Linked DNA regions of Mus musculus: all the other regions are linked to region 3. The links are chromatin loops, found by intact Hi-C in ENCODE. Cell type or tissue: heart. All regions are shown on one strand. Links, peaks and the distances in the headings refer to the core of each region. The heading gives the core; the rest is flanking DNA.

The links. Peaks named below come from ENCODE experiments on the same cell type or tissue, not always from the same donor. Only the 100,000 strongest peaks of a DNase experiment are listed, where the experiment ranks them.
Region 1: a loop joins it to region 3, with 8 times the contacts of the local background. A loop is called at or near these places in 4 of 42 quality-filtered maps.
Region 2: it touches region 3 in a loop (4-fold over the local background); 6 of 42 quality-filtered maps call a loop at or near these places.

The regions. Positions count from the first base shown.
Region 1 is chr19:23,051,658-23,058,924 of GRCm38, forward strand. It overlaps C330002G04Rik (a long non-coding RNA gene), which reads right to left. Exons shown (of 8, transcript XR_001782629.2): 5 at 1-48. Among named protein-coding and RNA genes, the nearest start is that of C330002G04Rik, 21 kb to the right of the region's middle. In heart, for the core only: no CTCF peak of the experiment used is centred there; DNase peaks (open chromatin) are centred at 2,984, 4,844, 5,364 and 5,814; H3K4me3 peaks cover 897 bases; H3K27ac peaks cover 946 bases.
Region 2 is chr19:23,147,587-23,154,853 of GRCm38, forward strand. All of the region lies in intron 1 of Klf9 (Kruppel-like factor 9), which reads left to right. It overlaps Mir1192 (microRNA 1192), which reads left to right and starts at 1,845; the gene lies at 1,845-1,965. In heart, for the core only: a CTCF peak has its summit at 4,212; DNase peaks (open chromatin) are centred at 2,115, 2,385, 4,165 and 4,975; H3K4me3 peaks cover 973 bases; H3K27ac peaks cover 1,131 bases.
Region 3 is chr19:22,937,015-22,944,281 of GRCm38, forward strand. The region is part of intron 22 of Trpm3 (transient receptor potential cation channel, subfamily M, member 3); the gene reads left to right. Among named protein-coding and RNA genes, the nearest start is that of Gm52388, 14 kb to the left of the region's middle. In heart, for the core only: a CTCF peak has its summit at 3,647; DNase peaks (open chromatin) are centred at 2,097 and 3,647.

The DNA of each region.
Region 1 (7,267 bases), core at 1,007-6,006, 110 kb after region 3:
TTGAGCAATCATGGGTGAGTTGTTGCTCCTAGCTTTGGTATTTCTCATCTGTTAAAAAGAAGGTAATGATTAAACGCTCTCCTAGGGCTTGATTATAAAAATTGTGTTGATAATGTATGTGATGTGCCAGATTCAATACCCACTATGGGTTGAGTGGCCTTATCTGGAAGGCTAAGGACCAGATGTGTTGCAGATTTAGGAGTTTTTCAGATGGGGTAGGAGTTATTTGCATAGGCTATCTAGGTTGAGTAACTCCAGTTGGAAAATCCCATCTGTTCCAACATCTAGAATTTCTTGAGCCTTATCATATAGAGTCATGCAACCTGCATTATTACTATCATTTGGATCTAGGCACATCACTAGCAACCCTGCTGATAGAGGTTATACAGCCTCCCTTCAAAAGCTAAAAACGCATCTATGCAAGAGAGACCTAGGAAACGGGGCAAACTCTCCCACACTGCACTTCAAGTTAAGCTCACGCTGCAGGCTTCTAGTCTCTTCCAGAGAGTGGACTGCCAGAAAACAGAGCCCCTGAACCCCGCCTCTTTCGAGCTGCAGCTTTGAAAAACATCAGTGGTGTGATAGCAACGTAGCTGGACCCAATTAGCATTTTCTCTCTTTTTTTTTTAAACCAAAATAAAATATAATAGAAAATATTGTTGTTGTAAAAGAATCCTGTGGTTCTTGTTTCACAAAGCCTTTTGTGTTCATTACACAAGGATTGGTGTGTGTGTGTCCTTGATATGTGTATAAAATGTCTTCCACCGTGGCTCATGTGTCAACTAACACAAGAGGTTGACAAGTATAGTCTTCATGCATGTATAAAAGACAGACACTACCATGTCCCATCGAAGTGAGGCAATGGTCTATATTTACAAAAAAAAAAAAAAAAATCAGACAAAATGGAGGACCAATATGAACACCCATACTGATGGAACTGGATTACTGCCAAGTATGGTAGTAAAAGCCTATAATTTCAGGAAGAGGCAAGAGGGACAGTAGTCAGTAGCTCAAGGTCATCTTTGGCTACATTGAGAGTTCAAGGATAGCCTGGGCTACATGAATAAAGAGGTGGAAGATAAAGATGACTTAGCAGCTAAAAGCACAGTCATCTGCTCTTCTAGATGTTCGGTTTCCATGTGGCACACATACAAATGTGCAGACAAAACACCCACACACTTAATATAAAATATAATAAAAGTTTAAAGGGGGAAACATTATTTCTTAGCTTTCCTTCCTTGGGTGTTCATTAAATACCAGCACCTCTCAAAGTCAAACATTTTTTTTCCCTCTTGTATGTGAGCATGTGCTTGGTTTCTCGGTGCTGCTGTAACTCCTAAGTCCAGGTAAGTCTCTCGGAATCATGAGTGAAGTTCTCTCTCTCTTTGAAGGTTCTGGGACTTCCCCAGTTCAGCCTGTGTGAATCTCAGGATACCATCTGTTCTTCATAAAAAGGTCAAAGACCCCATCCTGTGGTCCTTGTATTGGTCCCAATATTCTGATAATGTGTTGACAGTGACTTTTTCAAAAATAAAATCATAGAGACTCTCTTGGAACTGAAACCATCTTTGAAGTAAAGATATGCTTGTCAAAAATCTCCTTGTTGGCCAGGTTGATGGCAAATGCTGGTAATCTCAGCATTCTGGAGTCTGAAGCAAGAAGATCTCAAACTGGAGACCAGCCTGGGATACATCCAGAGTGTGACTATGTGCTTCAACAAGAACAAATGAAAAACTCTTTCTGTTGTTGCCTTCTGTAAGCAAAATCCAAAAGCCAGCCATCGGCACCCAGGCCAGGAGAAAGTCACTCAGTGGCCGTGGTGAGACAACCTGCCCACAGGCAAGACTTTTTTTCTGGCTTTGCCTTTCGAGCAACTACCATATTATCTGATTGGTCCAACGTGTTCTGCTTTCCCTGGTCTGTGTGATTAACACTGTCTCCTTTCACATCCTATTTCCAGGCTTGCTTTCACCTTTCCTAAAACCATGGTCTATATTGCTGAGTTGTAACATTGACTCAAACTTTCTTCAAGAACTTCAGATAACATGATAGCAGGCATGGTGGCACAAGCCTTTAATCCAAGCATTGGGAAGCTGAAACAGGTGGATCTCCACAAGTACAAAGCCAACCTGGTCTATGTATCAAGTTCCAGGCCAACTATGGCTACATACTGAGATCCTGTTTCAAGAGAAGAGAAGAGAAGAGAAGAGAGGAGAGGAGAGGAGAGGAGAGGAGAGGAGAGGAGAGGAGAGGAGAGGAGAGGAGAGGAGAGGAGAGGAGAGGAGAGGAGAGGAGAGGAGAGAGAGGAGAAAGGGGAGAGGGGAGAGAGGGGAGAGGGGAGAGAGGGGAGAGGGGAAAGAGGGGAGAGAGGGGAGAGAGGGGAGAGAGGGGAGAGAGGGGAGAGGGGAGAGAGGGGAGAGGGGAGAGAGGGGAGAGAAGAGAAGAGAAGAGAAGAGAAGAGAAGAGAAGAGAAGAGAAGAGAAGAGAAGAGAAGAGAAGAGAAGAGAAGAGGAGGGGAGAGAAGAGAAGAGAAAGGAGGGGAGAGAAGAGAAGAGAAGAGAAGAGAAGAGAAGAGAAGAGAAGAGAAGAGAAGAGAAGAGAAGAGAAGAGAAGAGAAGAGAAGAGAGGGGAGAAAGGATAGAAGAATGGAGAGAAGGAGGGAGAGAAGGAGGGAGGGAGGATAGGAGGGATGATAGGAGGAAGGGAAGGAGGGAGAAAGGGATGGAAAGAGGGAGGGGGAGGGAGGGAGAGAAGGAGGAGGGAGGGAATTATTTGTGCTTGACTATTTGTGCACGAAGCCCTGGGCTCAAGGGGAAGGAGAGATAAACCAGAGGAGGTAGTGCATGCCTGCAGTTGGGAGTTGGAGGCAGAACGGTCAGGAGTTCAAGAGAGTTCAAGATCATCTTCAGCTGCATATGGAGTTCAACACCAGCCTAGGGCTCATGGGAACTTGGCAGAAGGAGAAAAACAACAACAACACATGAGAAAGCAGACTCAAGCCAGGACTGACAATGAGTCAGCGCCAGTCCCAACAATTCATCCTGACCGCTTGGAATGCTATCAGGCAGCCTGGGGTTTTGTACAAACTTAGCAGGAAAAGTTAGTAAAGGCACAAGATGGAGAAGTGGGTATTCCTCATCTACATGAAATCTAATTTTTTTTTAACTTCTTCCTACACACATCAGCCTCCACCAGTCAGGACAAGAACTGCATACTACTTCCTGGATGACTCTACTTGATCCGCTGCTCTGTACGACTCTTTTCATCACACATACCACCTGTTCTCATAATTTTTCCCTTTCACCACCAGCTCTTGCCTCGACCTCCTCAAATGGAAATTTTCACCTAGCCCCTGACATCCTCTATGAACAGTTTATTACTTCTGAGGGTCTGTCAACATCCTCAGCTGTATAGATGTGTGTGTGTTCATGATATTCCACATCATGTATGTTTCGACTTCTCCTACTGGATAGTAAGATCTTTGAGGAAGTAAGCAGGCCTTGTTCATCTCACAATTCTTCAACTCTTGTCCCTCATTTAGACACAGCCAGATTTCAAGAGAAGATTGTAAAATAAATAAACTCTTTAGCCAATATTCTGATAGCATTGTGACACATGACTTAAAAAAAAATCAGAGAATCTCTTGGAACTGAAACCATCTCAGAAGCAAAGGTATTCATGTAGAAACCTTCTTAACAATGAAGTGTGACAGTAAGCACCTGTGTGACAGTAAGCAAGCACCTGTTGTCTCAGCTCTCAAAGCCGGGGGGGGGGGGGGGTGTCTCAAGTCAGAGGCAAGCTTGGGCTACATATGTGGTGAAATCTTGTGTTAATACGTAAACAAATAAATAGACCAGTTGTGATAGCATATACCTTTATTCCTAGCACTTGGGAAGCATAGGAAGTTGGTTTCTGTGAGTTCAAGACCAGCCTAGTCTACACATTCCATTCCAGGACAGTCAAAGCTACAAACTAGATAGATAGATAGATAGATAGATAGATAGATAGATAGATAGATAGATAGAAAATTAAAATTAAATGTCCTTGACAACCATGAGCAAAAAACAAACTTTAGAAGCCCCAAATCAGGAGGTGACACAACTGTGAATTCAAAGGAAGAATTTGTGTCATTGGAATAGCAGCAAGATCCTCATAGACAGCCAGTATATATGACACACCTATAACCCTTTCACCAATGAGCCTAGAATACAATCCACCCAGTATAACACAAACTCTCAAAAGAAAAGGAAAATCCAAACCCATGTCTCACACAAAGCTGTGTGATTTGCCTATTTTTTGTAAATGCAAGTGCAGAGGAAGGAACCTACTCCTAGCAAAAACCGCTATTGTGGCCAGATGTAGTGGTGCATGCCTGAAATCCTCACATTCAGGAGGCCAAGGCAGGAGAATCTCAGACCAAAGGGCTAGCCTGAGCTACATAGTAAGACCCTGTCTCAATAAACCATAACAATGCTAAGAATTGCTGTCCTTATTGTTATTATTATCAGCAGCAGGAGCCTAGAATGTCACTGGGCACCTACGATCTCAGCTTCCTGGTCAGATGAGAGGGGAAGTATGGACCATTAAGCAGCTTAGGTAACAGTAGAATCTCCTCTCTTCAAATGTATTGTCATTACTATTACCATTATTCTTAGTGAGTAGAAAAACCACTACAATCGCTTCTCAGCCTTTTGGCTAAGATCAAGTGGAAAACTACTACACTGAATAGCACCATCTAATCTACTGAAGTTTCACCCCGAGATCAGCCTACAGCCCGCAAGCCATTTGTGACCTCAAACTGCACACTTAGCCCTGAAACAAGGTGACTATTGTTCAGTAGAGGAACAGTGAGCCACCTTCCACACTCAGGCCTCTTCTCATTGCTCATTTGTATAGAAGCCACTGGCCCAAAGCCTTCCCCATCACATACATCTCCAACCCATAGCAACAAGTCCAAGAACACAATTTATAACAACCCATGGAGAAGCCCCAAGCACCAGGGACCTCATCTTTCCTTTATAGGAAACTAACTTTCACTGCTGTTCTTTGAATGCCTAAGAGGAGAAAAATAAATTAAAGAGAGACAGTGACAGACTTTATAATTTCCAAAGTTGGTGCCAAGTTCTGTCTAGGAGGAAGGACATTACAGGCATTTCACTCTTCCGGGAAAGCAAGGTTTGGGGGGGGGGGGGGGTTTCACGTTAGGCAGTGAAAAGCAAATGGCCTAAGCCCAAATCCCAAAGAACACCGTGATTTCAACGATTTGGGGGTTATCTGCCCTGTCTTTTCCCTCTGTGTCTGTGTGGTTCCTCAAACAAAGTGGGCTGGAAGGGTTCAAGCTCGGTTCACAGAAGGGAACATTCTGTACTCAGCCTGTGCCGGGCTGCGTTGTGTAAAACGAGATCAACAGAATGATCTCAGCCGCAGCGCAGCCCGGCAGCAGCAGGCACCACCGCCACCCCCCAGCCCAGCCCAGCGTTTGAACGTGTGGGCCCAGAAGCCATCTGCGGACAGTGACCGCAAAAGTGGGCACACGTGTGTGCCCCCGCACCCTCCCCCCACCCCCACCCCCACCCCCACCCCAGAGATGCCTTTCTGGTCCTGGAAGTTCAGTTCTGCTGTTTCTCACTGGAAGGTCAAGGGAGTTGTTAGCATATTTGTCTTTAGAGTTTAATTACAACTGAAGCACTTCCAAGGAAACTAGCCCCTGTGTGCACACTTCTACTTTGGCATCGATTGGAGCTTTTCAATCTGTTTGGATGTTTCCGTGCCTCAGATGACAGCGGTAATACTAAATATGCTACGGAGGCCGCGCCTGCGCTAAGAGGAGGCGGGGGCAGGGAAAGAGGACAGAAGACCAAAGGGAACGAACAGTCAAGACCATTGCCGGGGCTCCACTCTGCACCCGCCCCCAAACTTTTCCACCTACCAGATACGAAGCCTTTTCATCTTTTGTCTAGAATTTAGCGAACAATTCGACACATATTTATCCGATGCTTATTTTGTGCATGGGCCTGTTCATAAAAGAGTACCTGAAACAAAATTTTTTAGCAAAACGGAAGCCTGTCTTCCAAACTAGAGGACCGAGGGGAACAGAAAGGAAGAGGAGAGCTGTGTGACCATAGGTGGGGGAGGGGGAGTTAGGAAGAGAGGTAAGCAGTCTGAGCTGCTGGTAAGGACCTGAATTCATGTAGGTGTTTTCCAAAGCTCTGCAGGCAGACCACATGGTTGCCTACCAGGAATCTTCCCATGCCTGTTGTAAAAGATAGGGGGTGACACAAAATGCCCAAATCTCCCCGCAGGGGGTTGGTTGTAGGCTGGGCCTCTCGATGCCTCCTTTCAAGGAAACCCAGTCCTGCCCCGTTGCAGGAAAAAGAGAACAGCGGGTTGAAGGGCAGGGAGAAGAACAAAGGGCTTTCTGTGCAGGATGGTCTTGCCTCCTGATTTACTTACTGTCCTTGGGACATCGGGCAAGCGCCTCAGACTTGGTGCTGTTGCCGGAGAGTGCTCAGTTATTTAACTGGGGAAAAGCCACCTGTTTGCTGAATTTGCCTCTTATGGGGTCCAAGGAAACAGAATGTGCCTAATTAAGTAAATAGTAACCATGGTTGTTATGAGTGTAAGTGCGGGTCAGTGAGAGCTCTTTCTTAGATGTTGATTAAGAACATCACTACTGTGTCCTCTGAACTGTTTTCTCACCCACATATTTTCAGTGTTTTGACTTAGCAAGTGGTTGTTGAGCAGCCTCGCCTGCCTCCACGTCTGTGCTGAGCTGCTGAGCCTTGTCCTGGTGAAGTGTCCCCCTCTTTCTGGAGCAAGGGTGTCTGATCCAGGCAGCAGTACCTGGGGCAAGAATCAAATGCCTTCTCAAAGTGGGCCTTCTTGTTATGCTCAGTCTAGTCTCTCATCCATCTTCCAAGACTGATTTCTAAGGCAGTGGCAGCCTATTCCAGAGACAAAGGAGGTGCTTGGCCTGCCAGGGAGCTGGGGCTTAGCTGGAGCAACCCTGAAACAAAGCATTCTTGAGATTGTACTTGCAGAATGTAAACACCCTTTTCTCACTTCAGACCCGGAGCTCCTGCCAACACTGGAGAAATTACGATACAAAGAACCTCCAGGGCCTGGACATATTACCATGCACTGCTACCCGGGGAGGTAGGAGGAAGATGGCCTCTGGGGGACGGCAGTCATGGCTGTGTGTCCATCTGTAAACCAGTTCTCACTAGAACAGAAGACTAATAAAGATTCACAAGCCTCTCTGGGTATG
Region 2 (7,267 bases), core at 1,116-6,115, 210 kb after region 3:
TTCTGGAATCTTCTGCGGCCTGTAGTTTTTCAGTAGAAAATGTTAAAGCCCGTGGTGGCTTTCAGCTCGCTTCTGAGAGCGCTCATGTCTCCCTCCCTTGTGAGCTCCAGGGGCTTTGAATCTGTGATTAAGGAGGTTTTATTTATATTGTTGGTTTAGAGCTGTGCCGGATGGATGCTGATGCCGCTTAGATGAGTTAATCAGGTATAGGGGCTTGGGGGAGTGGCCCAGCCTCTTCCTCTCGTGCCCAGCCAACCTCAGTTCCTGAAGCAGCTCCAGGCCAAGCTCAGAGTCCTTGCTTTTTCCTTCCTGGAAGGCCAAGAGTTAGTATTTGTCTTGCCTCCTCAGTAAGTGTAGGACTAGCAGTGATATTGGGAGAATGGCGTCCTCCACCAGAGTAGGGAGGAACCCAAATTTTTTTTTTTTTTTTTAATTTCTTGGGTCTTTCTCCACATTCATTCCCACTTGTTCCTAAACACACACGTTTGTGAGGTGTGTCTTCAAGCCTCTTTTTGTCTTAGCTGCACACTTCCCAGGTGCTCGGGGCTTTGGAAGCCTGTGGTAAGAGCTGAGAATCTGGACCTGGGATCCAAAGGTTTCCACTCCATCATCCCAGGCCAGAGCTGCTGGGTCTTTGCGTGAATGAAAGTGTTTTCTGGGGTTGGGGGATGGAACCTGGGCCTCCTGAGTGCTGCTAGCACTGTGTCTTGGGCCCCTGAAATTTATTGATTTATTTTTTGTTTGTTTGTTTTTCGAGACAGGGTTTCTCTGTGTAGCCCTGGCTGTCCTGGAACTCACTCTGTAGACCAGGCTGGCCTCGAACTCAGAAATCCGCCTGCCTCTGCCTCCCAAGTGCTGGGATTAAAGGCATGTGCCAACACTGCAGATCATTGTGGCTCAGAACAATGGGAGAAAGGTTGGGGGACTTCAGCACCTGCCCTTTACAGGGGATCAGCTCTGCTAAGATCACAGTTAGTGACGACAAGGCCCTGGCCCATCAGAATAGTGAGTGACTTCTCAGGAGCTCTAGCTAAGGCAAGGGGCTTCCAGAAGAGCCTTTACCTTCACCATAGAAACAGAGGTACCGTGATGGGAGCATGCACCTGCCCAGGCCTAACCTAACCCTGACTCCATAACTCTCATCACAAAGACTCAAGCAAAGCTTTTATCTCCCTGAAACCTCAGGTTTCTCACCTGTCAAATGGGGTTCCATAATTATATATATTCATGAAATTATGAGGCCACGTTCAGATGAGTCATTTAAAAGATTATGCATGCCAACCTTTTGCTGAGGATTACTACAATTAAAAAATATATATTTTACATACATATCCCAGACACCTTTGAGAGCCTTAGAATTTTTGTTTAGAATTCTAGGTGGACTCAGGATGGTGCTGAGCAATGGTGACAAGTGAAAGGTGTGTTAGATGGCGACAGCCATTGAGACTTAGTGAGCACTATCGTCCTGAACATGTAGTATGTCTCAGAGCCTGAGCTAAGTGGCTTACGTGCATTTCACTTGAATGTTAATCCCATAAGACCGAATAGAAGTGTGTTGCTTTTCTTGTTTAAACAGGAGGAATCAGACTCGTCCAAGGTTATGCTGAGATATTCCTACTGTTGTTTCAAGGTCTAAGTTGTACGTGAGGGCTGTTGAGTGGCTTGCTCCCAGTGAGAAGAGATTCTGTATTTATTCTTATGGCTCTTTTGGGTTTGGCCCTAGAGCCACCATCTTAAGCTGTCTTCCTTGTGCCCCAGGTCTGATGTGAAGATAGTTTTCATGAGTTTTAGTTAGGAAAGTCAACAAAAATAACTGCTCCTGACCTTGTCACCCGAAACTATTTCCTTCCAAACAGTAAAAACAAACAAACAAACAGACCAAATTTGTCATTGTTGTTTCGATTTGCTCTTTTTGTTTGTTTGCTTTTGTGTTTTGAGACAGGGTCTGGCTTGTATAGCTCATGCCAGCCTGCAACTCTATGGTCTAGGCTGTCTTTCTGCCTCAGCTTCCAGACTGCTGAGATGACAGGCCAGTGCTGCCACACCTGCCAGGGGCTGGGTTTGGGATCCATAAATAGGTTGCAAGCAAGAAAGTCCAGACTTGGACTTGCTCTGAGCTGGGCGTTGTGTCTCTCACCTATAATCCCAACACTTGATAGGCTTAGGCAGCAGACAACTGCCACGTGTTAGAGGGCACACTAGGCTACTTAGCAAAACTTAAAAAAAGATTAAAAATGGAGATCCAAGTTCAGGAGTTGCTGAATGCAGATGGACATTCAGTGCCCCCTCTCTCTATGGCTTTGCCACCCTCTTGCTGGCTCTGGCTTCATTCATGAGCAGGCTGTCTCTGAATGGTACTAAAATGGCTGCCAAGCAACACCAGACTCACTTCCTGCCAATTCAGCAAAGCCCCACAGAAAGACTACTTCCCATTCCTAATGATTCCAGCAAACAACCCAGGCTGAAAGCCACGGCTAAGCTTAAGTGGTGTGTCCCTTATGAAAACAGACTTATTTATCCAAGACTCTCAGGTCTGAAGGTGTGGGCTCAGAGAAAGGACTGGCTGCAAAGGGAAGCAAGGTGCACTGTTCCTTACCAGTAGAGGAAGATAGAGGCCAGACAAGGCGAATCAAACACCGATGTCCACTTAGGCTTGCAAATAGGCTGTGCCAAAGAGCAGCATTTATTTTCTCTGCTCTCCTGAGCTTAGCAGAAAAGATAGGCTCTGAGCGAATGGACAGAAAGGACCTGGCAGAGTACAGATAATTTCAACATATTTTACAAGTGCTCATGCACTCACAGGCCCCCCTGAGGAGATGATTGGGGAACCAAGACCAAACAAATGCTTCACATGGGACAAGTTTTATAAGCAGCCGTGTGATCTTCAGGGTTTTCACATCATCTATTCCAGTGCTCTGAGGGATGAAATGAATCACATTTACGTGAGCATTTATTATCCCAGGTGTTACTTAATAGAGAAGGTCTCTGTAAAGATGAGCCATTTATGTAGTGGTTCCTATCGAGATTCCAAAGTCCTTTCAATGTGCACCGTACTCAACAGAAACACCACAGTAAATACAGGAAACAGAAAATAGAGCTTACACACACACACACACACACACACACACGCCCCAAAGTGACTTAAATTCCTGGGCTGCCGTAATTCCGTTGTAGTTGTTGTATCATTACAGTTTCAAAGACAGTAGCAGAATGAAGTTGGGCGTGGAGTGCATGCCTCTAACCTGAGCATTTCGGGAGGACTAAGCAGGAGGGATGAATTCTGAGAGCATCCAAGGCCGGCTTGGGTCACTTGTCCAGATCCCATGGTGGGCAGGAGGCGGGGGGGGGGGGGGCGCGCCTCATGTTTGGAGAGCTCAGACCCAACCTTCATAGTTTCTGGTGATGAACACTGAATCAGGCCAATCTCTGACTCATTTTGTTGCAGAAATGAGTGGTTCAGTGGAGTAAGACTCTGTCACCACAGCCATACCCTGGTACCAGCAATGCGAAGTCCCCAGGGGGGAAGCTGGAGACAAATGATGGCATAGCATTGCCTGTCTGCCTCATCTGTCACAACCTACCTAGCTAGCTGGTAGAGTGGGCATAGTTACTAACCGCCCCCCCCCACCCCCGTTGGAGCAAAGCTCTATCTTGGCAGTATAAGAGTTCTTAGGATCAGTGAGTTTGTAAAGATACGATTCTACAGCTACACTGGCCTCAAACTCACAGTGATCCTTCTGCCTCAGCCTCGCAAGTGCTGGAATTATAGAAACAGCTTGTTAACACATTACATTGTATTATCTTTCTGAGGTAAAACTCAAGACAGCCATGCTAATTTGGGATTCCTCGCGTTCTTTCCCTGGTTGATATCTGGAATAGCAAAACTCACAGGCTGCTTTGGCATCATGAAGGGTCATCCCTGCAGCCTGGTGGTCTCCACTGGCTGTCACACACCCACTGTATGCTGAAGAGTGAGATTCTGGGCACTGTGACATTGCTTTCCTCTGGTGGCACCTAGTCCCGTCTCAACCCGGGTCCCACTTGACCACAACAAGCCAGCCCCTCAGGTGCCGTTCCAGTAGGACCTTCCTAACCTGGGCTTCCACAAGTTGCACTTGGTCTGGCGTGGCTGGGAGGTAGCAGCCTTTTCTGAGCACTTCCTGGTCTGACTTTAAGAGGAAATACAGAGCTCTGGCGCTCCCTAGAGACCTCTAACATCTGCACAGACACTGTTCTGCCAGCCCCATTCAGGGCTCACAAGCATAAGGTTGAAAATAACAGTAGCGAGTAGAAAAGACCCACGTAAGCCTCAAAACGCAGCAGCCTGGCCCTCTATGGACCGCTGGGCTTCGTCCATGATGCGTTGTGCTCAGGAAACAATCCAAGTACAGAGTCTGTACTGAGGCTTGTTACTTCTGCACTTGCACAAAGATGGCCAAGCAGAGAGGTCAGGGGCCGCCGTGTGCACTCCAAGGTCTTGGAGGTGTTAGCAAATTCAGAGGGAGTGAGCTTAAAGTGCATAGCTTTTTGTTTACTGAGACAGGGCTTCCTGTAGCCCAAGCTAGACTTAAATTTATTAGGCTACCAAGGATGGCGTTGGACACCATCCCCCTACCTCAGCCTTTTCAAGAATTGGAATTTCAGGTGTGTGCTACTTACAGCTCCAGGCTTGGTATTCTACATTAAAAAACAAGCAAAACAAGACAAAAACCCATTACTTAGAAACTGAAAGTTGGGAGCTATCACTTAACCGGCTTAACAATGAATGCACCCTGCCCCCACCCCCAGGCAATATCTATGCAAAGAAGGGCCAGGAAGACTGAGTGCAACCCCACCCCACCCCCACCCGCTGGCATGAACGGTTCCTTCAGCTCTGCCCTTGGCCAGTTTCTCTTATCTCCTATCTTTGTGTGCATACAACTGAAGCAAGCATCCAGGCTGGGTTTGAAACTGGCCATGCCCTGGTGCGGTGTCTTTGGGAGAATCATCTGCCCCTTAAGCTAAGCTGCTGCTCCTGATACCTGGCCAGTTAGAAAGCTCCATGCTAGGTGCTTCCAGCTCCACGTTCTCAGACTGACTTAAACAGTGCCTTCTAGTGAGGTGTACCAAGAGGCAGCCCTTTCTTGTGTTAAAAAAAATACGTATAGCTGTTTGAGGTCCATAGTTTGCTTCTGCACTGGTTTTAGAATTTCTGAGACGAGGCCAGGAGACTCAGTTCCTACTATGCTGAGTACCTGAAGGCTCAAGAATCTCGTCTGTCATCTTTCCTTGGAGTTTCAGGAGGGCTGTGTGTTTCTCACAGATCTATGGAGTTTGGGCGTCCATGCAAACAGTAGCAGTGGTGTCTGTTTACCCCACAGATCCCAAATGGCGGGCGAGAAGTATGCCCCGGGACAGACCCGTTCCCTTTAAAGAGTCTACACTGGTGCACAGGCTCCTTTCTTTCCCACTGGGACCCGGCAGCAGCATCTCGCATCAAAGCCACACGGCAAACATAAACATAGTGAAACCGGGCTGGAGAGACAGCTCAGCGGTTAGGAGCACTGACTGCTCTTCCAGAGGTCCTGAGTTCACTTCCCAGCAACCACATGGTGGCTCACAACCATCTGTAATGGAATCGGATGCCCTCTTCTAGTGTGTCGGAAGACAGCTACAGTGTACTTACATAAAATACAAAAGTAAACCTTTTTTTAAAAAAAAAAATAGCGAAACCACCTAGGCTACAGGAGATAGAACAGGTGGTACTCGGATGGGTAGCCGTGGGGGGGGGGGGGCAGGATTGTTCTTTCGGAGGCTGCCTGGCATCCTCCTCATTCCTTTAGAACATCTTTGGGTGTGGCGATACTTCCGGTGAACCGGAGGTGTATCGCGTCTTGATTTTTTGAGTCCAGGGTTCAGGGAAACGACTTAGGTAGAGATGGTGGAATTCTGTCTGGGATGTTCACAAACTGTTATGTTAGATTTGCCCTCGAGAACACTGGAGAATGGAAGTGTTTGTTCTGCCCTGCAGACCCACTACGGGTGGTGGGAAGGTGGCAGTGGACAGTCAGGGATTCAAGCAGGTCTTTGTGGGACCCACCAGGTCAAGCACTATGGTTGAGGCTGTGTTCTTGGACTGGCCCATTTTCTAGGAAGGATGGCAGTAGTTGGACAGCCCCGCTTATGCAGGGCACAACGCATTGCTCAGGAGGAGGGGTGCCTTTTGTCTGTTCTTGTTAGGGCCTTTTTCTAGGTCATTAAAAAGGAGGTGGTGAGAAGACAGATGTATATCCTGAAAGGTTTTTCACTTTCTAATGAGTTGTTTGTGTCAGAAACAGCGACTTCCTTTCTTGTCATTGACACCTTGAGTACCCATTAATTTCTCCATAGAAACTACACATCTCTGCTCCCACTGAACACATTGTTTCGGGTGGGTTTTTTGTTTTGTGTTAAGACGGGGGTCTCATCACATGGCCCTTCTTGACTGGACTGGAGTTCACTCTATAAGCTGGCTTTAGACTCCTAAATCTACCTGGCTTTTTTTTTCCTTTGCTTTTTTTGTTTTATTATATATATATATATATATATATATATATATATATATATATATATATATATATATATATTTAATTCTCTTTCCATAATTTATTTTTGTTACTCACTTTACATCCCAATTGCACACCCCCTTCTCTTCCCCTTCTAAGTCCTGCACTTAGAAATCTCTCCCCCTCTACCCTCTCCTATCTATAATGAAGTCTGCTGCTTCTGCACTTTCAAGAAGATGAACAAGCAGAGCTGTTGAAGGTCAGGGGCCATGTGCACTCCAAGATCTTGGAGGTGCTAGCGAATCCAGAGGAGTAAGCTTAAGGTCCATAGCTTTTTGTCTTGGGTACCACCCTATCCTGGGACATCTGTCCCAGCAGGACTAAACCCATCCTCTCCCACTGAGACTAACCAGGCAGTCCAGATAGGGAAGGGGATCCAATGGCAGGCAACAGAGTCAGAGAGAGCCCCACTCCAGTTGCTAGGGAACCCAAGTGAAGACCAAGTTGCACATCAACAAGAGTCTCATTATGTGGCCTAGCCTGGCCTCAAACTCTATCCTCCAGTCTCAGCTACCCAGATGCTGATTAATAGGCATGGACTACTGGGAGCATCCTCAAAATGCTTGATAATCTGTGGAATAACTTAAGCTCAAATGCATCATTATCTTCAGTAAGTTTATATATTCACATAAGAACATACGAGTTTCTGAAACAATGTCTTCACATAACAACTCAGTCTGGCC
Region 3 (7,267 bases), core at 1,256-6,255:
CCCAGAAGCCCTGCTCCTTGTAACAGAACTCCCAGCATCACACAGCCTGGTCCCATAAGGTATGGGTGGACTGGCATTTGCTCTGGCCCACACTCATGTGTGTGTGCAGGCTTCCATTTCTCTCTCTCTCTCTCTCTCTCTCTCTCTCTTCTGTAGCTCTGCTTCAGCCAGGACACTTGAATAAACTTCCTAGATCTTTCTTTCTGTGTCTCCTTCTCCAAGCATTCTCAGATCCCTGGGAATTTGTAAGAGAACACCAGAAAGGTACACGGGCTGTCTCTGGGTTCTCAATGATAGTTTTCCTCTCCACAAAAATGGTGAGAACAAAGCCAACATCTGCTCAAAAGACAGGATGGGAAAGTGATGGGTTTGTCATCCCTTGTATTCACAGAGAACTGAATTCAGGATTTCACCTCATTCTGTGGCTACCAAACTCCACAGATGTTCAGGTCATATATTTGAAACAGGGTGTGTGTGTGTGTGTGTGTGTAGCCTTGGCTGTCCTGGAATTAGCTTTTTAGACCAGAGCAGCCTCAGACACACAGAGATCTGCCTGACTTTGCTGGGATTAAAGGTGTGTGTGTGACCACTGTCCAACCCAGTCCCTTATATAAAATGCTGCAGTGTCACACATATCTTATGAACATTCTCCTGTATATTTTAAGTCATCTCAAAACTGCGAATACCCAATACTGTGTAAGTGCTAAGAAAGTGGTTATTCTGTCTGGTTTAGGGAAACACATGTTTGGTGCAATGTTTGGGGGGGGGCTGTTTTCCAGTATTTTTCTTCCATGGCTAGTTAACACAGAGCCTCAGAAACCATGAGCCAACTATATCTCAAGGTCTTATTGCACCATATTAATTTAGCCATCTTGTAATTAAAAACTGGGTGTTCCCAATAAAAATAAGTGTGTAGGTTCCTAAATACTATGCCTCATCCATTCTTCTAATGGAAATTGCAAGTGTGGAATTATGACCTGTGGCTCTTTCTTTCGAAATCATTTCTCTGTATAGCTACAAGGGTTTTGAGATTATTGGGATAACAGTGGGACTAGAGAGTTCTTCTAGAACACTCCTCAGCAGTAGAATCATTTGTGATGGAACGGTGCTATCTGGTACTATAGCTGCTGGCCCCCTGTGGCTTCTGAGTACTTGAAATGTAGCCAGTGTGAATGAAGAACTAAAACTTCTATTTTTATCTTATTTTAATTAATTGGGATTTTAACTCAAGTAGCTGTACATCACTAGTGGATGTCCTATCAGACAGCTAAGCTGTAGGATACTTTCCTTTAGTATACCAACGTCATGGGAGCAAAAACACATCTACCTGCTCACCTTGTCGCTTCAGCAACACAAGCTGTGTCAGGCTCGAAGTAACACATCAGAAAACCTCCAGCACATGACTAAACACCCTGACGCAAGGCTCAGAGAAAAGCCATGTTGCTAACTGCATTAGGTAATCAAACAAAAAAATTTTGGTGAATAGACACCTATAGCAAGCGACATCCAAGTGCCAAGAATAGAAAGTAGCTGAGTAGTTATAAAGGAACTGCAAACTGGGGTTCAATTAAACGGGGAGGCACATGCATGCATGAGGTGAAGAGTTACGGGGAGAAACATACCCTGAAAGGGAATTCAAGAGTCGATAACATCATGAAACTTAGCTGAGTGTGGTTTTTTTTTTTAGAAAATTACAGCCAGGTTCAAGAACTATATCACTGACAAAGCCATCATTTTAATATATACACAGAGGTTGGTGGTTTGCATGTCTATAAAGAAATGAATAAAAAAGGGAGGGGGTCTTTCCTTGTGAGCTCACAGAGAAAGGAGGAGAAGGCTGTGTGAGCCGAGCAGCAGACAAGAACGGCCCCGCAGAGTCCCCCTGCTCTGAGCTGGGCCACTCCAGAGGTCATTGCTGTACATCCTGTAACCACAGCCCTTTCCAAACGCACGGTGCTCTGACCAAACACAGTAAGGCAGATGGTTGATCCTCCACCGAAAGCAGAGCCAAGGACACCCATTTTGATTATTTTAACCGATCTGTATTAACAGCAGCCAACAAACGGGCTCGTCTGCACACAGGTTAACAATTAGCAGAACATTCCTGCAAAGCACGTACATTAGTTGTTTGTCCTGAAGGCTGTGTGGAAGGAAGGAAGAAGGGACGTGCCAGGGATTTTGGAAGACAGTTGTTCCCCGGAGCAAATAGCTTCCTGCAGCTAGATTTTAGGCCGCATCTGTCAAGGGATGTTTAACTGAAACTTGCTTGGCTTTTAGCCAAATATTTGGTCTCTGCTATATGGCCCATGGTTCAAGATGAGTTCTGTATAGAAGGCACCAGCAGTTTCAGGTCAAATATGGGATTTTCAGTCTTTGCCTTAGTGACATCCTCAATTCTGATGGATAACTATTTCTTGATCTGGGCTGTAGTAACACTGGACATATTTGCTCTGTGTGTCCTCCTGTGTGGACAGTAAATCTTACCATCAACTACAGGAGAGAACACAGGGAACATCCTGCTACCCTAGTTTGAATGGGTCTATTCACTGATACTGAACATTTCCGTGTGTCAGGCTCTTTGCCAGAAGCTGGGGGTTGGGGGGGGGGGGGGTTACTTCATTGCCTTTGAAGAACAGTTAATGGGAGGATTGGCACATCAACAGAACATTACAAATTGGTGGGATTTATTTTCTATAGAGGTGACTTATAAGGAATTCACTCACAAGAAAGAAGAGTACAGTTTAATTTAGCAGTAGCTCGGGGAGCCACAACAAAGCAGAGAGGCAGAGAAAGCAAGGGAGGTCGGAGGCATTTGCCTTGGTGATAAAGAGTTAAACTGAATTGTGAATGGAATTAGGAGTTTTTCAGACAGATAAACCATTCTAATGAAAGGATGATCATGTCCGAAGTCAAAGACAGATGACAAAGCATGTCGGGTGTTCACAGATGGGGCTGGAAAGAACAAAGACAGGAGATCTCCTTCCTGTGCCAGCCAGGAGCTAATCCCCAGGTTAGTTCCACATAGGAGGCGAGGCGCTCTCAGGCCACCTGAGCCTGCCCTGGTTTGCCCTTGTTTTCTTCTGGCCTTTTATGTGGCCTCTGGCTGCACTGTCTGAGGTTTTTAAGGGAGGAGCTGGGACCAGCATCTGTATCCATCTCGTCTACTAATTCTTGGAAGAATGAATAGGGAAGAGGTTAGAAAGACAGATTGTTAGCAAACACATTACATGCCAAGCTAAGAAAGTTGGTTTCTTTCACAGTTCATCTTGTCTGGAGCCCCTTTCTAAGTGAGATCTCTAACTTAAGAAACTCAACTGTGAGAGAGGGCAGAGGGGGACAGAGAGACCACCGGCTAGAAAATACACCACTCCCATGCTCGCTTCAGAGAAACCAGAGAAGGCAGAAAAAAAAATATTCTTTGTTCCAAATCTCCCGTAACCAAGGAACAGCAAACTTCCCTTCGAAGAGCCAGGATCCCCTGACCAGGTTAAACCTGCAGACTCATCTCCCCTTAGTGTAACGCATTTGCCTGTTTGGTCTTAACTCTCCAAATAGCTGAAATCAGCATCCAGAAAGGGGGAGCTGGAAGCAGGACAGGAAATGCTGCAGCAGATGGCTCCGCCTGGGTGAAGTAGGCTTTGAGCAGCCAGAGGGCAGCATGAGGCAACTGTGTGACTGCAGGGCAGGGAGCAGGGCCCAGGCACGGTGTGGTAAAAGGACTGTGCCTACATGGTGGTTCTGCCAAGCACCTTGGCAGACATCCTGCTTTCTCCAAACACCATCCTAATGCTGCCTACACTATTTTGCTAATGCCTGTTTTAAGTATCGGGATTACTTGAAGCTCCAAAGCCCTAGGCCCCCAGTTCTCCGCCCCCCAGACCAGCATTGCCAGTTCAATCTGTGTTCTTCTCCCCACTTCCTCTCCTTTGATCCTACAGAAGTCTACAAAGTAAGGGAAGGAAGAAGAACCAATGTGTGCATGCATCTTCCTCCTTCTCTGTTCCTCTCCATCCCTCTCTTCCTGCCCTCTTTCCCCTCTGCCTCCCTCTTCACATTTTGCTTTTTCATTCTTAGTACATCCTTTTCCAGCCTACAAATGCACCAGACACGTATCACACAAGAAGCCTGAAGGTCAAAAAGGTCTTGGGACAACCACAAGAAGCTGGAATGCATCCAAAGAGGCTTTCTTGTGGCCGAAGGAAAATCTGCCAGGATCTGGAATGATACAATAACTCTCTCTTATGTTCAAGGTTGTAAGTTTGGTCCCCAACACTGCCAAATAGATGATGATGACGATGATGACGATGACGATGATGACGACGACGACGATGACAATAACCCCCCCCCCCCAAAGTACAAACCCATTACATTGATCCTCAACCAAGGACAATGTCACCACTTACCCTTACCAGAAAGGAGATATTCGATCTTAAATTTTTTTTTTGTTTTCTTTTCTTTTCTTTTATGGGATTTTTTTTATTTACATTTAAAATGTTATCCCCTTTCCCAATTTCCTCTACAGAAACCTCCTATACCGTCCCCCTTCCCCTGCTTCTATGAGGGTGATCCTCCACCCACCCACTCCTGTCTCCTCACCCTCGCATTCTCCTACTCTGCGGCATCGAGCCTTTACAGGTCCAAGGGCCTCTCGTCTCAGTGATGACCAACAAGGCCATCCTCTGTTACATATGCGGCTGGAGCCATGGGTTGTTCCATATGTACACTTTAGTTGGTGTTTTAGTCCCTGGGAGCTCTGGAGGATCTGGTTAGTTGATATTGTTGTTCTTCCTGAGATTGCAATCCCCTCCAGCTCCTTCAGTCCTTTCTCTAAGTCCTCCACTGGGGACCCCGTGCTCAGTCCAATGGTTGGCTGCAAGCATCTGCTTCTGTATTTGTCAGGCTCTGAAAGAGCCCCTCAGGAGACAGCTATACCAGGCTCCTGTCAGCAAGCACTTCATGGCATCTGCAATAGTGTCTGGGTTTGGTGACTGTATATGGAATGGATCCCCGGGTGGGGCAGTCTCTGGATGGCCTTTCCTTCAGTCTCTGCTCCACACTTTGTCTCTGTATTTCCTCTTGTGAGTATTTTGTTCCCCCTTCTAAGAAGGACCAAAGCATCCACACTGTGGTCTTCCTTCTTCTTGAGCTTCTTGTGGTCTGTGAATTGTATCTTGGGTACTCTGAGCTTTTGGGCTAACATCCACTTATTAGTGAGTGCATACCAAGTATGTTGGGTTTGTTTGTTTGTTTGTTTGTTTGTTTTGGGTTTTTTTTTTTTTTTTTTTTTTTTACGATTGGGTGACTTCACTCAGGAAGATATTTTCTAGTTTCAGCCACTTTCTTAGGAATTTCATAAAGCCATTATTTTTAATAGCCGAGTAGTACTCCATTGTATAAATGTACCACATTTTCTGTGCCCATTCCTCTGTTGAGGGACTTCTGGGTTCTTTCCAGCTTCTGGCTATTGTAAATAAGGCTGTTATGAACATAGTGGAGCATGTATCCTTATTACAATTTGGAGCATCTTCTGGGTATATGCTGGGTATATGGTATAGCTGAGTGCTCAGGTAGTACTATGTTCAATTTTCTGAGGATCCGACAGATTTATTTCCAGAGTGATTTTACCAGCTTGCAATCCCACCAACAATGGAGGAGTGTTCCTCTTTCTCCACATCCTCGGCTCTCACCTGAGGCTTTGATCTAAGCCATTCTGACTGGTGTAAGGTGGAATCTCAGGGTTGTTTTGATTTACATTTCGCGGATGACTAAGGATGTTGAACATTTCTTTAAGTACTGTTGGGCCACTCAATATTTCTCAGTTGAGAATTCTTTGTTTAGTTCTGCACCCCATTTTAATAGGGTTATTTGATTCTCTGGAATCTAATTACTTGAGTTCTTTCTATATGTTGAATATTAGCCCTCTATCGGATGTAGGGTTGGTAAAGATCTTTTCCCAATCTGTTGGTTGATGTTTTGTCTTATTGACAGTGTCCTTTGCCTTACAGAAGCTTTGCAATTTTATGAGGTCCCATTTGTCTATTGTTGATCCTAAGATCAACAAGCCATTGGTGTTCTGTTCAGGAAATTTTCCCCTGTGCCCATGTGTTCAAGACTCTTCCCCACTTTCTCTTCTATTAGTTTCAGAGTCTCTGGCTTTATGTGGAGGTCCTTGATCCACTTAGACCTGAGCTTTGTACGGAAGATAAAAAGGAATCAATTTGCATTCTTCTACTTGTATACCTCCAGCTGAGCCAGCACCATTTTTGAAAATGTTGTCTTTTTTCCATGGGATGGTTTTAGCTCCTTTGTCAAAGATCAAGTGACCATAGGTGTGTGGGTTCATTTCTGGGTCTTCATTCTATTCCACTTATCTACCTGCCTGTCTCAGTACCAATACCATACAGGTTTTATCACTATTGCTCTGTAATACAGCTTGAGGTCAGGGATGGTGATTTCCCCAGGTCTTTTATTGTTGAGAATAGTTTTCGCTATCCTGGGTTTTTTGTTATTCCAGATGAACTTGCAAATTGCTCTTTATAACTCTATGAGGAACTGAGTTGGAATTTTGATGGGGATTGCATTGAATCTATAGATTGCTTTTGGCAAGGTGGCCATTTTTACTATATTAATCCTGCCAATCTATAAGCATGGGAGATCTTTCCATTTTCTGAGATCTTCTATTCTTTCTTCAAGAACTTGAAGTTCTTGTCATACAGATCTTTCACTTACTTGGTTAGTGTCACATCAAGGTATTTTATATTATTTGTGACTATTGTGAAGGGTGTTGTTTCCCTAATTTCTTTCTCAGCCTGTTTATCCTTCGAGCAGAGGAAGGCTACTAATTTGCTTGAATTAATTTTAATCTCCAGTCAGTTTGCTGAAGCTCTTTATCAGGTTTAGGAGTTTTCTGGTGGAATTTTTGCGGTCCATAAGGATACTATCGTTATGATTTTGTCAAATGCTTTCTCAGCATCTAATGAAATGATCATTTTTTGAGTTTGTTTATGTAGTGGATTATGTTGATGGATTTCTGTATATTGAACCATCCCTGCATCCATGGGATGAAGTCCACCTGATCATGATGGATGATTATTTTGATGTGTTCTTAGATTCAGTTTTCAAAATTTTTTATTGAGTATTTTTGCATCAATACTGACAAGGAAAACTGTTCTGAAGTTATCTTTCTTTGTTGGACCTTTGTGTGGTTTAGGTATAAGCGTAATTGTGGCATCACAGAACAAACTGGGTAGTGTTCCTTCTGTTTCTA